Linked DNA regions of Homo sapiens: all the other regions are linked to region 4. A link is a contact called in ENCODE Hi-C or POLR2A ChIA-PET data. All regions are on one chromosome and are shown on one strand. The core of a region is the stretch at or near the end of the contact, and the rest is flanking DNA. Distances in the headings are between cores, read along the strand shown. Region 1 holds the start of SOCS7 (suppressor of cytokine signaling 7). Region 2 holds the start of CACNB1-AS1 (CACNB1 antisense RNA 1). Region 3 holds the start of CACNB1 (calcium voltage-gated channel auxiliary subunit beta 1). Region 4 holds the start of PIP4K2B (phosphatidylinositol-5-phosphate 4-kinase type 2 beta).

The links. Hi-C counts contacts between places; a loop is a spot of excess contacts on that map. ChIA-PET counts read pairs that join two places held with the same protein, here RNA polymerase II (POLR2A). Pooled maps may share reads with other maps.
Region 1: a pooled map shows a loop between it and region 4 (8-fold over the local background). The contact joins the promoter of SOCS7 here to the promoter of PIP4K2B in region 4. A Hi-C loop is called at or near these places in 6 of 50 pooled maps. POLR2A ChIA-PET finds 5 or more read pairs at or near these places in 2 of 52 experiments (A673 and H1).
Region 2: a loop to region 4 is called in a pooled map, with 2.8 times the contacts of the local background. The contact joins the promoter of CACNB1-AS1 here to the promoter of PIP4K2B in region 4. A Hi-C loop is called at or near these places in 1 of 37 single-sample maps with no recorded cell type and 2 of 50 pooled maps. POLR2A ChIA-PET finds 5 or more read pairs at or near these places in 4 of 52 experiments (T-cell, WTC11, activated CD8-positive, alpha-beta memory T cell and 1 more).
Region 3: a map of CD8-positive, alpha-beta T cell shows a loop between it and region 4 (20-fold over the local background). The contact joins the promoter of CACNB1 here to the promoter of PIP4K2B in region 4. A Hi-C loop is called at or near these places in 2 of 168 maps with a recorded cell type or tissue (CD8-positive, alpha-beta T cell and ascending aorta), 1 of 37 single-sample maps with no recorded cell type and 10 of 50 pooled maps. POLR2A ChIA-PET finds 5 or more read pairs at or near these places in 4 of 52 experiments (CD4-positive, alpha-beta T cell, MCF 10A, WTC11 and 1 more).

Annotation. Positions count from the first base shown.
Region 1 is chr17:38,350,424-38,353,123 of GRCh38, reverse strand. SOCS7 (suppressor of cytokine signaling 7) reads right to left here and starts at 1,280. Exons shown (of 10, transcript NM_014598.4): 1 at 92-1,280. The coding sequence starts at 1,071. It overlaps LOC124903991 (a long non-coding RNA gene), which reads left to right and starts at 2,128. Exons shown (of 2, transcript XR_007065738.1): 1 at 2,128-2,206; 2 at 2,399-2,665.
Region 2 is chr17:39,173,234-39,175,933 of GRCh38, reverse strand. It overlaps CACNB1-AS1 (CACNB1 antisense RNA 1), which reads right to left and starts at 1,305. Exons shown (of 4, transcript XR_934743.3): 1 at 1,217-1,305; 2 at 1-71. CACNB1 (calcium voltage-gated channel auxiliary subunit beta 1) reads left to right here. Exons shown (of 14, transcript NM_000723.5): 14 at 277-2,481. The coding sequence ends at 741. RefSeq lists an enhancer at 1-526.
Region 3 is chr17:39,196,271-39,198,970 of GRCh38, reverse strand. It overlaps CACNB1 (calcium voltage-gated channel auxiliary subunit beta 1), which reads left to right and starts at 1,302. Exons shown (of 14, transcript NM_000723.5): 1 at 1,302-1,559. The coding sequence starts at 1,476. RefSeq lists silencers at 1,005-1,134, 1,145-1,544, 1,975-2,104.
Region 4 is chr17:38,798,239-38,800,938 of GRCh38, reverse strand. PIP4K2B (phosphatidylinositol-5-phosphate 4-kinase type 2 beta) reads left to right here and starts at 1,383. Exons shown (of 10, transcript NM_003559.5): 1 at 1,383-1,673. The coding sequence starts at 1,515. It overlaps CWC25 (CWC25 spliceosome associated protein), which reads left to right. Exons shown (of 10, transcript NM_017748.5): 10 at 1-498. RefSeq lists an enhancer at 1,388-2,206.

The sequences.
Region 1 (2,700 bases), core at 31-2,530, 450 kb after region 4:
TTAAGAACTGTCAGGATCGCGATAGCAATAGATAAAAAGGGAAACCAAACAAGAAAAGGAAGTTTGTCGGCCAGCCCCCGGCCGGTCTCACCTCCCCGCGTCCAGCTCCCGGCCCGCAGAGCCTCCCATGTCTGTCAGGCTCGCAGCTGAAGCAGCCAGCTCTCCAGAAGGCCTCTTGCCGGTCCCATCCCCACCGCCGGAGCCACCGTTGCAGCTCTTGGTGCGAAAGAGGCGACTGAGGCGGATTTTGAAGGAGCCCTTCCGAGAAGGACCCGCGAGTGGCCGGAGGGGCCCGGGAGGAGGCGGGGGCGGGGGAGGTTGCTGCTGCTGCTGCTGCTGCTGCTCCCCTCTACTCAGGCGCCCCAGAGGGACCAAGTCCTGCAGCGGGAAGGGCACCGGAGGTAATTCAGGGCCTGGGGGCTGCAGCAGAAGCCGGCCGCCCCCTCCTCCTCCGCGACCCGGGCTGCTGAGCTCCTCTTCCGAGCAGCTGTTAGTCTCCAGGCTCTCGGCCTCCGATTCCAAGCCCTCCAGGACCAGCAGCGCGTCGCTCGTTTCCGTGGGGTCCTCCCCGGCCTGCGGGGCGGCAGCAGGCGGCTGGGGCTGCGGAGGGGGCGGCTGAGGAGGACACGGACACGGGCAGCAACCCCCACCGACTGTCTTGACCCCCGGCCCCGCCGGCTGCCCGAGCCCCAGAGCCGCCAACTGCGCCTCTAGTCCAGCCGCCGGGCCCCAGGTCCGCTCGAGCGCCAAGCCCGGCGGCAGGGCCTTGGGGTCCAGGGCACAGCGGTGCCGGGGACACAGCAGTTCCGAGGGTCCCGGCTCCGGGGCCGCCTCCACGTCCTCCTCCTCCGGCGGCCGACCCACGTTGCGGAACACCATCAGCTGCGGCGGCCGGGAGCCCCGCGGGCCGGGCCGCGCGAGGAAGGGTGGCGGCGGGGGGCCATGGCCCGGGGGCGGTGGCGGAGGGCCTGGCTCGGGGGCCGCCTCTCCATAGCCAAGGAGGCGGCTCAGGACGCGGTACGAAGCGGCCGCCGCCGCCGCCTCGCCATCCCGGAGCTCGGCCTCCTGCATCGGGGAGAGGGAGGGAGGGCGGGCGGCTGGGAGCCGGGCTGGGGTGGGGACTAGGCCGGGCCCCGCCGGAGCCCCGCCCGCCGCGGCCCCCGGAGCGACAGCGCTAACGGCCGCCGCGGCCTCTGCCTCATAGAGGGGGGCGGGGGGCGCGCGGAGCCCAGCGCGAGCCCAGGCCGCGCTCCGCCACCGCCGAGCACCGCCCCCAAGCCGACGTCACTTCCGGAAGGGCTTAGCCACGCCACTTTCCCCAGGGCGTGCTCGCGCTGGCCTCCACGGCGAGTGACGCCGCGCGCGCCCCCGGCCCCTATTGGCGGTGAGCTGTCTGTTGGCTGGCGTTGGTCTCTTTTCCCGGTCCTTGCTTTTCACTTCCTGGGCGCCCAGGCCCAGGCCATCCCATTCGGTAGAGTGGAGAGGCCTTGGAAACCATGGTCTGGTCCTGGGAGCGCGCCGCTGGCCTTGGGAGCACATATGGTTCTGCCATCTACGCCGCTTGCGATGTGTGACCTTGGCTGAGTCATTTCATCATTAATCTGTATCTCCGTCCGCCTGGCACCCAGTGAATGTTTGTGGAATCAGTACATGAATCGTGTTCTAGACCCAGTGCTGTACTGATAAATGTGTAACAACCAGCTCTCTGGGGGGAGAACGGGAATGTATGCACATATATAGGTACAAAAATTTGTCGTTAAGTTTTACTGACATAAAGGATGTGTAGTTCACAATTTACAATTAATAGTAAATTGGCAAATTCCATATAACTCTTTCTCACAGAATGCTTTCATTGATTTTTGCCAAACTCTTATATGGGTAGCCAAACTGTGATTGCAGTTGACCTAGGAGTGTAATTGTAAAGGTGAATGTTGGTTGATAAAACTGAAAAAGACAAAACTTAATTGGATTGTCAATGATGGGAGCAACTTCTTTGCTGAGTCAGAAAACGGTTTCAAATACTGGAAGAATATTTACTCAATTTTTGTGCTATTCATAATGTAACGGCTACAGACAACACATTAAGTTTTTGCTGTTGTTGAGATGGAATCTTTCTCTATTGCCCAGGCTGGAGTGCAATGGCGCTATCTTGGCTCACTGCAACCTCTGCCTCCCGGGTTCAAGCAATTCTCCTGCCTCGCTCCAGGTAATTTTTTGTATTCTTAGTAGAGACAGGGTTTCACCATGTTGGCCAGGCCAGTTTTGAACTCCTGACCTCAGGTGATCCACCCGCCTTGGCCTCCCAAAATGCTGGGATTACAGGCGTGAGCCACCGCGCCCACGCCCGGCCTTCTTATCTTTACACAGGGATAAGGATTGCAATTTTGCTTGCTTGCAGGCATGTTGTGAGGATCAAATAAGATCAAGCTTTTTGTGTGGAGGAGGTGAGACTGGAGGCAGGGAGCCCATTGAAATAGTCCCAGTGGGAGATATTGAGAGATGCAAGGGAAAAGGAGGAAGGATCAGCTGCAGAACTCAGTGACTTCTAATACCTGAGGGTGCATTGAGGGGAAGAGGGTGGAGGGTTGAGTCCTGCAACCAGAGGGACCTTTTCAGAATGGAAATGTGTTCATAGCCTGTGATTAAAATTGTTCATGGCTTCCCATTGTTCTTAGGCTAATGTGTGATCTTGTGATCTGA
Region 2 (2,700 bases), core at 56-2,555, 380 kb before region 4:
GCTCACGGCTGTTGGCCATAGTTGCCCTGAGAGTTCATATGTCCTCACATCTGTTGAAGGTCGGGTGCCCCCTGTCCCGAGAGAGGAGCAAATGCCCTGAGGTCTGTCCTCTGGCTGGGCTCCAGAGCCGTTTGTCCCCGGGGCCCCTCCTCTAGAGCCAGCACCCTCTTCATCCAGGCCGGACCTCTTAATGCTGTCACTAACTTGCCTTGCTTTGTTGTGTTTTTCTCACCCCTGCCTGATCTGCATGGTGTGTGCTGTCCGTCTGCTAACCAGGGACCCTACCTTGCTTCCGGGGACCAGCCACTGGAACGGGCCACCGGGGAGCACGCCAGCATGCACGAGTACCCAGGGGAGCTGGGCCAGCCCCCAGGCCTTTACCCCAGCAGCCACCCACCAGGCCGGGCAGGCACGCTACGGGCACTGTCCCGCCAAGACACTTTTGATGCCGACACCCCCGGCAGCCGAAACTCTGCCTACACGGAGCTGGGAGACTCATGTGTGGACATGGAGACTGACCCCTCAGAGGGGCCAGGGCTTGGAGACCCTGCAGGGGGCGGCACGCCCCCAGCCCGACAGGGATCCTGGGAGGACGAGGAAGAAGACTATGAGGAAGAGCTGACCGACAACCGGAACCGGGGCCGGAATAAGGCCCGCTACTGCGCTGAGGGTGGGGGTCCAGTTTTGGGGCGCAACAAGAATGAGCTGGAGGGCTGGGGACGAGGCGTCTACATTCGCTGAGAGGCAGGGGCCACACGGCGGGAGGAAGGGCTCTGAGCCCAGGGGAGGGGAGGGAGCGAGGGGCTCACACCTGACATGTATTCGCCTCCAGGGGGCGCTGTCTCCCTCCTTTCAGATGCCTTTGCTCAAAGCTTGGGGTTTCTTTGGTGTTACCATCCCAGCTCCCGGGAGGCCCTTAAGCCCCAGCTGTCGGTTTTTACCTGCCTGTTGTGGATGGATGGGGGATACCCACCTTTCTGAAGTGTCCCCTTTCTCCCATCTTAAGGGGCTCTCCTCCCTCACCCTCCTAGAGAAAAGGTGCACTTCCTTAACTCTTTCTACTCGGGGCCCTAAGTGACGGTCCTAAGTGGGATGGCTCTCCTTCTCCCAAGCTGCAGTACTGGGGAAGGGCTGGGCGCTTTTCCTGGAAAGGGAGGCCACAGATTCTTTCCCATGGGGGCTCTCTTCCCCAGACCCCAGATCCAAGGTCCCTCACCCTGCCTGCCCCTTCCTCCCAGCTTCCTGGCAGCATCGTCTGGTCGGTGAAAGCCATAGCATGGACACCCCATGGGGAGCTTGTCTTGGGGAGGGTTCTGGGTGGAAGCTGGCAGGCATACAGCACCCTCTACCCTCCGTGGCCATGGCAACGTCCAGGGCCCAGAACCCTGAGGAGTGAGCGGCCGAGACGCTGCTCCCCACCCCCCACCTCCATGCCTCAGCCTTTGCCTACCCCAGGAATGAGCTTGGCCTCCAACATCCCTTGCCTGCTGCCATTAGTAGAGGGGGCCCCTCTGCATCTGAGCCCCCCATCCCTGTGCCACCTGGGTGTGGAGCCCATGGAACACTCTGGTCCGCCTCATTTTAAACCAAAAAACTGCTCCTTCACCCTCACCCTGAGGCCCCAGGGGAGAGGACCCGTGGGATGGTGCCCAGGGGTTGCCTTGGGACCTCGGATCTCCTCTGGGGGGCTTGGCTGCTGCTGTTGCTGCTCTGTATTTGCCTCTCGTGATTCTGTTTGTTACCCATGTTCACTTCCCCCAGGAGAGGCCTTGGTACCCCCTCTCCCCTGGGGCATCCCTTTGCCTTGGCATCCCTGTAGCCCAGCAACCCTGCCCCTCCCCAGCATCCCAGCTGGGCCAGAGAGAGCCGAGTGTGCCAACAAGGACTGGGGCCTGCCCGGCTGCCCGCCTCAGGGATGGGCACCTCATGCCTGTCTCGCCACCTCCTGTGCCAATGTCCCACCCTCCACCTGGGGGTGGGGTGCAGCTTCCACTTACTGATTAGAAGACACCACTGCCCTCCCTTCCCCCCTCCCTGTCTGGTGTCCTGTGCCCCCATCTGTCTGTCTATATTTGTCTGTACTCCCCTAGGAGAAGTATTTTGCCATATATAAAACCACTGTCCTGTCCTTTGTGGCTGCCTCCCAAGCCTGCTTCTTTGTCCTCGCCACATAGTCGTCAGCGTAGGCACCTGGGAGCTGCTGATATGCACGGGGAGTTGAAAGGGTGGGTGCCTGAAGATGTTGTGCCCTGAGTCATTGACTCAAAAGAAAAGATGATCCTTTGATTTTGGCCCTCTGATGTATTGTGCCCAAGCCAGGAGCTGCTTGGGCAGTCCCAGCTCCACACTGGCCCTGAGCCCCTTCACTTACCTGTCTCTCCACAAGTAGAGCCAAAGGCAATGGGAAGCTCAATGTTGCTCAGTGGGTGAGATCCAGACCCACTGGTGCAATGTCTTAAATACACATGACTGTTTTTCTGCTCTTGTGGCATCACTGTGCCCCAACACCTCAGGAGAGGGAGGGGCTGAGCTTCTGGCTCCACTAATGCCCCCCTCGTTCCTGCTAACCAGCTTTGGGGACAGGGAGGCAGACTACTTGTGGGGGCAGGTCAGAGAAAATCAGGGATTCTGCCAGTCCCAGACTGAAAGTCAGCAGGTGAGTGTACCCATTCCTCCCATCCCCAGCTGGCAGGATGTGGA
Region 3 (2,700 bases), core at 53-2,552, 400 kb before region 4:
CTAATGGGCTTCATCTTCACTCACTGCTCCGCCTTCCCCAAGGTGTTGTGATCAGAGGAATGACAGACTGACCATTCACTTGCTATTAGAGTTGGGTGAGGAGGAGGAGTCCCATAGTCTCCTGTCCTGCGGAACACAGCAAGGTGGTGGCCTTATTGTAAGGTCACTTGACCTGGAGAGGGTCTTCTCCATCTCTCCTTTCTGTGGAGCAGGAGAAGGGGTGGAGTAGGAAGGGAATGGGTCCTCCTGTCATGAGTGACCCCTTCATTGAAACTTACAGCTTCTCCAAACACCCCAGCAATTCATTTAATTCTCCCTCATCCTCCCAATAATACCAGGTGACACAGACTCCACAGTACCAGCAACCCCATTTTATAGGAGAGGAGGAAACTGATGCTCAGAGAGGTGATTTGTCCGGGGCTATACAACCAGAAACAGCCTGAGCCAAATTGGCGCCAGAGTCTATTGCCCAGAATCTCCTATTCCTCTTCTCTCCACCAGTCATGGTGGGTGGCATCCAGATCTTGGATGTTTCTCCCTAAATCAGGGGTAAAGGTGGCGCAATTCTAGGTCAAAGGTCATGAGATCTGATTTTACCAGCTTCTCCTCTCTCAGCTCCATATTTCTTCCTCTTTTCTCATCCAAGAGCAGGGACCTCACCCAGCCCCATTCCTGGCCTTTTGGAAGAACAGGGGTTGGGGGGGCGGTGTATCCTAGTGACTGATTAGGGCAGAACTCCTGGACCCCTGGGATTTATTTTGCTGTCTCTATTGGACACCCTCCCCATCTCAGCCTCAGCCTCCCACCGGCAGCCCCAGAGCCATGTTGGAGGGAGAGGCTTTTCTGTTTGGTTTGAGGCAGCCTGGGCCCCACACTGGGGAGAAAGGAGTTAAAGCCAGGTCCCAGGATCACCGGGACCGGGAAGTTCCGGTGGTCCAAACAGGAGTGGGTTGGGGGGACCCGCAGGAAGAGAGGTTTGGGACAAAAGGGGGGTGGTGCCAGCCATGCCAATCCCCATCAGCGCTCGGCATCCACTGGTAGACCGCCCCCCCACCCCTCCCCCAAGTTCCACGCCTAGTTTCTGCCTTCCCGCCCCAGCGGGCCGCCTGCACCCCACGGCCAGTCAGAGGCCCACCTGCGGCCACCTAGAGCCGAGAGGGGCTTGCCTCCCTGCTGCCGCACGCCCATTGTGTGCGCCGAGCCGGCGGAGGGGCTGCGAGGGGCGGGGCCGGGCGGGCGGAGGGAGGGAGCGAGGGAGGGGCGCGGGGAGATGCTGAGCCTACGGGGGAGGCGGCGGCGGCAGTGGAGAGAGCGGGAGGAGCGAGGGAAGGCAGGAAGGAGGCAGCCGAAGGCCGAGCTGGGTGGCTGGACCGGGTGCTGGCTGCGCCGCGCTGCTTTCGGCTCCCACGGCCTCTCCCATGCGCTGAGGGAGCCCGGCTGGGCCGGGCCGGCGGCGGGAGGGGAGGCTCCTCTCCATGGTCCAGAAGACCAGCATGTCCCGGGGCCCTTACCCACCCTCCCAGGAGATCCCCATGGAGGTCTTCGACCCCAGCCCGCAGGTGAGGCGTGGTGGCCCGGCCCAACGGGAGGGGGTCGCTCCCGCGGACCGTGTTAAGGTCGGCTCGAGAGGCGCGGGAGAGGAAGGGGTTATATGCCGGGCGCGGAGGAGAGAGGGATGCCTGCGCGCCCCCCATCCTTGCAGGTTGTGATTGATGGGCGCTGGGCCTGGGGCTGGGTGGCGATGCTGCGGAGCGGGGAGGGGGCGGGTGGGCTGCCTGTCACCCTCGCCTCCTTATCTCCCCCGCGTCAAGGTTCCTGCCGCTTGGGCACCAGCTTCAGTGGGCTGAGCGTGGGGGTGCTGGTGGAGGGGGATCTGGGCCTTGAGAAGGGGAGGTTGAAAGAGGCTAGAAAGCGAGCCAGGCAAGGGGGGCGACGCAGAGCACGCTCGGGGGCGCCAGGCGGGTGTGGGTGGGGCGGGGGTGGCACGAGGAGGTGGCCGAGGCGATGGTCAGAGGGCGGTGCCAAATGCCAACAGGCCTTCAAAGCCGCAGACACTGGTTCTCGAGGGTGGGGAAAGAGCCAACCCCGGTCGAGGTCCCCTCCCAGCCACCTGGGCTCCATCTCTATGTCGGACCTGCTCCCCTCCCCCCACACCCACGTTGACTTACCCCACCCCCACCCCCGCCCCAAAAACGCCTCCAAAGTTTGGAAAGTTGGATGGATGCCAACTCATAGGAGGGGGGGAAGCTGTTTTACCTGGGGGAGGGGTCTACTTCTCCATCCCCACCCGCACACTTTTCCTACACCCCTGGTTACTCCCAGGAAGTGGCATTCTTGGGCGCGGTGGGTTCTCATGGGGTGACCAGCAGGCTCTGGGATGGTCGCGCCAGGGGATTTCTTTGGGAGTGTCCTTCTCCAAGGATAGCATTAACTCTTCTGTTACTGTGGCCACCAGCTGTAACCACCATGATAATGTGACTGATGGGTATGTAGAGGGGTCAAGTCAGACCTAAAAATACCTTCCTCCACCCCAGGCCCCTTTGAGCCTGGGAGGCAGCTGACTGGGGCCTTCCTTTCAGCTGTCCCCTGTCCCTCTGAGTGCCACTCCCTTTGCCCAGCCTGGCAGTGGTGGGGGAGGGTGGTGTCTGGGATTCACTGGGTGATCCTCCTAGGTTTGTAGGGAGCATCACAACTTGAGTT
Region 4 (2,700 bases), core at 134-2,633:
GGTGGCGGGCGCCTGTAGTCCCAGCTACTCGGGAGGCTGAGGCAGGAGAATGGCGTGAACCCAGGAGGCGGAGCTTGCAGTGAGCCGAGATTGTGCCACCGCACTCCAGCCTGGGTGACAGAGCGAGATTCCGTCTCAAAAAACAACAGCAACAAAACAAAACCCTCGAGGGGCCACTCTCCTGTCTTTACTCCTTTTCCCTTCTCTATTCTTTCACCAGAAGCCCTCATTTGACCAGTGAACTCCTAGGCCCTCTTGACCCGCACATTAGCTGGGCGATTTCCTTGTTCTGCTAATTCCTAATTCTGCTTAAAATGTATTTGGATTTCTGTTTTTGAACACTTATGATGCCAGGCACTGTAATGCTTGAAACCCGATCTTTCCCTAGAGAATGTAACATACGTTTTTATTCATTTAATCACTTCATTATGCCGGGGTTAATTATGTTTATTTTATAATTGGTAATAAAGGCCACATTTATTTTTGTAACTGTTTAAAGAGCGACCACCTGTGGAGTACCGTGTTTACGAATTTCCATGCAGAAAGAACAACGTTGACCTGTAATTTGTGTCGAATATATGGAGATCCCTCATCTGAGAATTATGTAACAAAGCGTGGGGCAGTTTACTCAAAGATTTTACGAAATGAGCCAGAGTAAGACGATTAGTGGGATAGGTGTCTGAAGGTGCTGGCGGCCTCTGAGCTCTGACCCTTTGCGGGGAGAACAGGCAGCAGGTGGGTGGGCGCGGGGCCCATTCATAAAAACCAGTGTTCCTGGCCTGCTTCTCTCATTGGCCCTGGGGGCAAGGGGCGTGCCCCGCGGGTGGAGCGCGCCCGGGGCCCAGCAGAGTGGGCAGATCCACGCTTAGGTGGAGCGAGGGGGCGTTCCTTGGCTTTCTAGGCTGGACTTTCTCTTCCCCTTGCTGCGTCCCTCCTCTCCCCCGGGGTGGGCATGGTACGTCCCGCCCTCCTCGCATTCCCGTCCCTCCTTCCCTTCCGGAGCGGTGGCATCGCCGCCATCTTGGCATTCGGGTTGCGGGAAAGAGCCAAACCCTGGCGTTGGGGGGCCCGGGCGGGGAGCCCCTCCCGCGGTCCACAGCGACGCCTGCCCAGCCCTCCTCCCCTTCCGGCTCCGGCACGGGGCCCCGAGGCGTTCGGAGGCCAGGCGGGTTTCTGTCAGGCCCGGGGAGGAGGGGCGGGCGGGGCGGCCGCTGCCTCCCCGGGACGGGCCGTACCACGCGGACGGGGAGGACGGGGCCAGGGGACTGCAGGGCGGCTGCACCGCCCGGGGGCGGGGTGCGGAGCGGGCCGGCGGGCTCCCCGGGGCGGGGCGGGAGGGCGGGGCGTGGGGCGGACGGAACCACCGGGGCGGGGTGGGAGGTAACGGGACGGGCGCGACCATGGCGCGGTGAGGGAGCGGGGGTGGGGATCGGTCCGGGGGAGGCCTGAGGCCGCTGGCTTGTGCGCTGTCTCCGCCGCCCCCCTCTTTCGCCGCCGCCGCCGCCGCCCCGGGCATGTCGTCCAACTGCACCAGCACCACGGCGGTGGCGGTGGCGCCGCTCAGCGCCAGCAAGACCAAGACCAAGAAGAAGCATTTCGTGTGCCAGAAAGTGAAGCTATTCCGGGCCAGCGAGCCGATCCTCAGCGTCCTGATGTGGGGGGTGAACCACACGGTAACCAGCTCCTGCGCGCCCCTCTGAGCGCGGCCCCGCGCGCTCCCACGCCCCCTGCAGCCCTGGGCCCTTGCCCCGCAGGCCCTGCCGGTGACGCCTGCCACCCCTCGCCAAGCCACTTGCACGCCCACCCCACCCTTGCACGCCTTTCGGCCCCGTGTGCACTCCCCGCACGCCACGCGAGGCCTGGTGTCTCTGTGGTCTGCCGTCGCCACCTCCCCTTCCCTCCAGCCCTTCTGGCTTCCTGCGTGTGGCGTGCTCGCTTGGGGCAGCCCATGGAGCGCAAAGGCAAGGCCTCAGTGCAGTGGAGTCGCTTTCATCCCTGCTTCTCCTCCTCCCCCCTCATCCTGTTTGTGAGGGTGTATATTCCCCCTTGTTCCTTACAGCCGGCTGCCAGCTCTGTCAAGTAGCAGTGGTCTGCCCAAATAGTCCTCTCTTTCTGATCGTTTGGTTGTTGTGGCTGCTCAAATTCTTCCATCCTCCAGGCCTCCTTACCTTTGAATGTAGAACTCCACCCTGGGTTTCCTTTTTTTTCCCTCTTGAACAAGATGTATCAACTGGAGAAGCACAGGCTTCCTTGAACCAGACACTTCACCTGGGTCTCTCTGGGTTAGGGAGAAGAAAGAATGGCTATTAACCATTTGAGAGAAGAGGATGCCTGGTTATAAGGAGGGACTATTCATAGTAGAAATAATATGTCTTCCCATAGTTTTTGAAGGTGATCATTTTAAAGATGTTGACTTATCTGTTGTGTGGCTGCAATGTTGTGATGATGCATAGTGATTATGGTCCTAGATAGGAGAGATAGGTCCCCTGGGTCCTTAGGGTGCTTTGAGATTGTTCAACAGCCCCTGCCAGGAAGTTGGATCCTGACAGTTTAAGCTGGAAGACTGTTTATGTGGTGTTTGTTCAGGGTCTTTATTCTCCCTCTTCCAACCACTTGCTCTTTGCCTTCTGACCATTTCTTTATGAATCCCCACACTAGGAATGAGCAGAGGAAGTAAAAGGACCCGAAACACCAACTTCA